2 separate regions of the Homo sapiens genome follow, and region 2 is linked to region 1. The links are chromatin loops, found by intact Hi-C in ENCODE. Cell type or tissue: IMR-90. All regions are shown on one strand. Region 1 overlaps LOC100506403 (a long non-coding RNA gene). Region 2 overlaps LOC100506403 (a long non-coding RNA gene).

Region 1 (2,500 bases):
TTTTGTATCTATCTACCTTCCCTATTGACCCATCTATCTATCTATCTCTTACCTATCTACTTACCATCTTCCACTGATATCTAATTCTTTAATGTCTATGAGCCAATATTCTATATTTATCTTTCCATTCATCTATATCTATTTCATTATTTCATCTCTATATTTCCACAATAATCTAAAAAGGTGTCTAGAACTTTTTATTATCATTCAGATTTCTACAGTGTTGATTCTGTACTTTATCTAAAGTGGGTTTTAATCCAACGTTTGCAACTTCTAGTTTCCTTGCAAATCCGCTGCATTTTCCCCACCTCTCACTTCATATTGGCCTGCATCTTAACCAGATATTCCTTTCCATTTTAGTCTGTTACGTTCTCACTTCACTTTTAAATTTTATGTTATGAAATTCATATTGTCATATCTTATATTGAGAACACAAAACAGATGCTTTGTAAAGTTTTCCTGCTGGTGATAAAATGTTTTACTTTAATATGCTTTATTTCTGTGCTATGTGTTGAACTATGCCCCCCTCCCACCCAATTCATGTGTTGAAATCCTACTGTCCTAATGTAACTCACAATGTGACCTTTTTTGGAGACAGAGCTGCAGATACAGTTAGTTAAGATGAGATCACATTGGAATCAGAGGGATCCCTAATCCAGTATGACCAGTGTCCTTATAAAAAGGGGAAATTGGAACACAGACACACAAACACGGAGAATGTCAGTTGAAGATGGCTGCCACAAGCCAAGGAACTTCCAGAAATGGCCCTTCTCTAGATCCTTCCAAGGGCACATGGCCCTGCTGACACCTCAATCTCAGACTTCTAACACCTCCTGAAGCCCTGGATGTTTCTGGACTACATCCAACTACAAGGCAATAAATATGTCTGTTATTTAAGCCACTCAGTTTGTGGTACTTTGTTAAGGCAGTCCTAGCAATATACCCTGTGTCATCTTTTATGTTTTGAAATTTATGTACCTGGTGTTTTACTTGGTTGGTGCTCATTATTGACCGTCATGGTTCTGTCCCAGGTAGCAGTGATTGTGTCAGTAAACTAGGCTAGATTTTGTTATTGCTGTTGTTGTTTTACTGTCTACTAGGTATAAGGAATGTCCCCTCTCTGATCTAAAGACAAGGATGAACTGATGTCCATGTCTCCTGCTCCACACTCACATCCAGCATCCAGCAGTCACTTGATCTGTTATGGCTATGCTTCATTGAGAACATTCTTCGCCTCTACCCTGGGGCCTGATGACCTGAAAATGCCGATATTCTTAAATATTTTGGTTCAATGTGTTGTTATTCCCTTTCTAATGCAATACATGAACATTACAACCTTCAGAATAGGTGGCTTCCAAGATGTTTTCCTTCCCAGACCATTTGTTTTCCCAACTTCACCCCTCCCTATACAACTCACACCACTTTTCATTTCTGCGCCAGGCTGGATGCATTCCCAGGACCTGCAGTCTCATTAAAATTTGGAGATGTTTGGAAGGGTATGTCTCTCTGGGTGTGACATAACTAACTGTTCAGAATATCTCAAAATGCAACAGTCAGTTAGGATGCATTGGTACCTCCTTTGTCCCATGAAGGCCCTGAGACCCTGCAGGAGGTAGAGCCGTGATAGCAGGTGCAGTCTCTCACCTCCATTTCTTTATAGGCATGTGAATATTCCTCCTTAGGTCTGGCAACCATTCATACATAGTCCTACTTTTTAGTCTTGTTGACATCCTCTTTGCACAACTTTTTGGATTTTAATAAGTACTTTAATGTCGCAGGAGGAAAGTACAGAAGGCCTGCCATCAACTCAGAGAAGAAAAATGCTGTTTGTCAGAGATATAGACCAATGGAACAGAACAGAGCCCTCAGAAATAATGCCACATATCTACAACTATCTGATCTTTGACAAACCTGACAAAAACAAGAAATGGGGGAGATTCCTTATTTAATAAATGGTGCTGGGAAAACTGGCTAGCCATATGTAGAAAGCTGAAACTGGATCCCTTCCTTACATCTTATACTAAAATTAATTCAAGATGGATTAAAGATTTAAATGTTAGACCTAAAACCATAAAAACCCTAGAAGAAAACCTAGGCAATACCATTCAGGACATAGGCATGGGCAAGGACTTCATGTCTAAAACACCAAAAGCAAGGGCAACAAAAGCCAAAATTGACAAATGGGATCTAATTAAACTAAAGAGCTTCTGCACAGCAAAAGAAACCACCATCAGAGTGAACAGGCAACCTACAGAATGGGAGAAAATTTTTGCAATCTACTCATCTGACAAAGGGCTAATATCCAGAATCTACAAAGAACTCAAACAAATTTACAAGAAAAAAACAACCCCATCAAAAAGTGGGTAAAGGATATGAACAGACACTTCTCAAAAGAAGACATTTATGCAGCCAAAAGACACATGAAAAAATGTTCATCACTGGCCATCAGAGAAATGCAAATCAAAACCACAATGAGATACCATCTCACACCAGTTAGAAT
Region 2 (2,500 bases), 60 kb after region 1:
TCTGCAAATTACTGGGGACTTTCATTCTCCTGGACACTTCTGGCCAAAAGCCCCAGGTTCCAGTGAGCTAGGAATCTATGGAACATCTCTTCTTCCAGTGCACACTATCTCCTTCCAACCCATGTTAAGCCAAGTATGCAATCCTCCTCCATTCCCAGACTTCCACGAAAACCGAGCAACTAAATAAACAAATCCTTTCATGAGGCTTGCTCAATTCTGCAGAGCATTTGGAGGTTATACTGCAGCAATGCAAGCAACCTGAAATTGTGTATCAGACACACTTGTGCTCTCTTCTTTCAACGCTTTATTGAAATATAATTTATGTATCATAAAATTCACCTGTCTAAAGTAGACAACTGAGTGGTTGTTAGTATATTTACAACGTTGAAACACTCCTGTTCTTAACTTCCTCTATAATTTCTGACTGATTATAGGCTCCAGTTTTCTTCCTCTCTTTCTCTGTATCTCTGTAACCCTCAAATTCAATTTCTTTTTTTTTTTAATTTCCATAGGTTTTTGGGGAACAGGTGGTGATTGGTTACCTGAGTAAGTTCTTTAGTGGTGATTTGTGAGATTTGGTGCACCCATCACCGAGTATATATATGCCTTTGCACCCTCAAAGGCATGTATATACACACACGTGTGTATACACACATATACACGTATGTGTATATATATAATGACAATAAGGCAAACAATTGACACTATTTGAGAAGCAAGGTTAACAAAGACACGCACATGCACACACACACATATATGCCTTTGAGAGTGCAAAGGCATAAGAATGACACAATGAATGGACTTGGGGGAAAGGGTGAGAGGGGAGTGAGGGATAACAGACTACACATTGACTATATACATATATCTATATGACTACTACTCAAATTCAATTTCTTTCTTTTGCAACCCTTTGGCTTTCTTGTCTGCAGCCAAACCCACGCCCTTTGAATCCCATCTCAACTCCGAACATCTTGCCCGGGTAACTTTCTAAATAAAGACAGGGCTCTTCCTGAAAGACATTCAGATGTCAGACATTAAAATTAAAAAAACAAACAAGACAAAAACAAAAATAAGAATAAGGACTTCCTCGCACTGGCCTCTCCCCTATGGAAGCCTCTCCATGACTTCAACCAAATCACTTCTGGCTTCTGCGTTGGCAGTCCAATGCCCTGCAGGGAGTCCCTGATTGCTGCTGCCCTTGCTCATCCTTGATGCAGGTGGTCATTTCACCCCTCCCTCCCTTTGTGAGTGTCTTTACATAGTGCTCCTGACCAGAATGCAGCAATATAGCTGCTTCTCACTGCCTGCCACTGCTCAGTGCATCCCTTCTACCTAGTTATGCCCTTCAGATCAAGTTTCCATAAGACCACAACAGAAAGCCTGGTTCAGACTCCACAGTGACATCATTCCGGCCTCTATTCCAACATGCAGGGAAGATGCCATCCATCATTCAAGCATGAGTAACCAATTCCATAGAGGAGGCAAGTTCAGTGTTTCTGTTTGGTTAAAGCCACGGCCATCTCAACAGCCATGGCCCAAACATTTTTAAACAAAGTAGGGAAGGAGGAAAAGAAATCAGAGGAGAAATAGTAATGGGATTCAGGATGCTGCACAATGGGCTTTGGACAGGCCAGGTCAGATGTGGGGTGGAGGTAAGAGGAGAGCCTCAAACCTCTTCAACAGCCACAGAAGCTAAAGAAAGCACAGGAAGACCTATCCTTCAGCCCCCTCCCTAGGGATTTCCACTGGTGGTGAGTAAACAGCTCAATTACAAGATGTAATTATGAGTTCACTGTTCAGGAGACACCTAGAATTCTTTCCAGAAAGGCAACTCCGCCAAGATTTTACCCCCATGTTATTACCACCATCATACTAAGCTATCCACATTTGCATTTGACCCACAGGCTCCCTGTATTCTGTGTGTGTTCAATTCCTGCATGTTCTGCAGAGGCCATCTAAAACTAGGTTTTATTCACTTCCCACCTTGCAGCATTTGGTTTAAGGAACTTCAGCTTTCTTGTAGTTTCATCACAAATCTTCGTGGTTTAGATCCTAGGAAAATCTCCCTTCAGCACTAAGATCAAATAGGTAGAAGCTGTCGACATGCAGTAAAGCGGCATTGAGAGGAAGCCAAGGTGGTGTGAAGGAGTTCCTGGTAAGTCCACAGTGTATGTACATCATAGCCTTACTTCTCAGAAAATGACAATAAGGCAAATAATTGACACTATTTGAGAAGCAAAGTTAACCAAGACACGGGAGTTGGAAAGGCGCCTGCACGGATACTGCTGGCCCCCCACAATAATTCCATATTTGACGGGCACACGGCAGTCCAGAAAACAAGCACATTTTCTTCTTTGCAGCTGGGTGGCTGATTTGCAAATGGGCCTTTATATCTCCAAATAATGAAATAAACATGTGTTTGGATTTTAAGGTGATGCCATACTGTTATAAAACATTCTAAGTGCTTGACTCTCAATTTCTGAGCTTATCTTGGAGCAGA

Evidence for each region. Hi-C counts contacts between places; a loop is a spot of excess contacts. Peaks named below come from ENCODE experiments on the same cell type or tissue, not always from the same donor. Only the 100,000 strongest peaks of a DNase experiment are listed, where the experiment ranks them.
Region 2: a loop joins it to region 1, with 4 times the contacts of the local background. A loop is called at or near these places in 2 of 110 quality-filtered maps.

What each region holds. Positions count from the first base shown.
Region 1 is chr21:35,513,959-35,516,458 of GRCh38, forward strand. The region is part of intron 1 of LOC100506403 (a long non-coding RNA gene); the gene reads right to left. Among named protein-coding and RNA genes, the nearest start is that of MIR802, 210 kb to the right of the region's middle. In IMR-90, no CTCF peak of the experiment used is centred here; no DNase peak of the experiment used is centred here.
Region 2 is chr21:35,574,020-35,576,519 of GRCh38, forward strand. All of the region lies in intron 1 of LOC100506403 (a long non-coding RNA gene), which reads right to left. Among named protein-coding and RNA genes, the nearest start is that of MIR802, 150 kb to the right of the region's middle. In IMR-90, no CTCF peak of the experiment used is centred here; DNase peaks (open chromatin) are centred at 172 and 1,422; H3K27ac peaks cover 319 bases.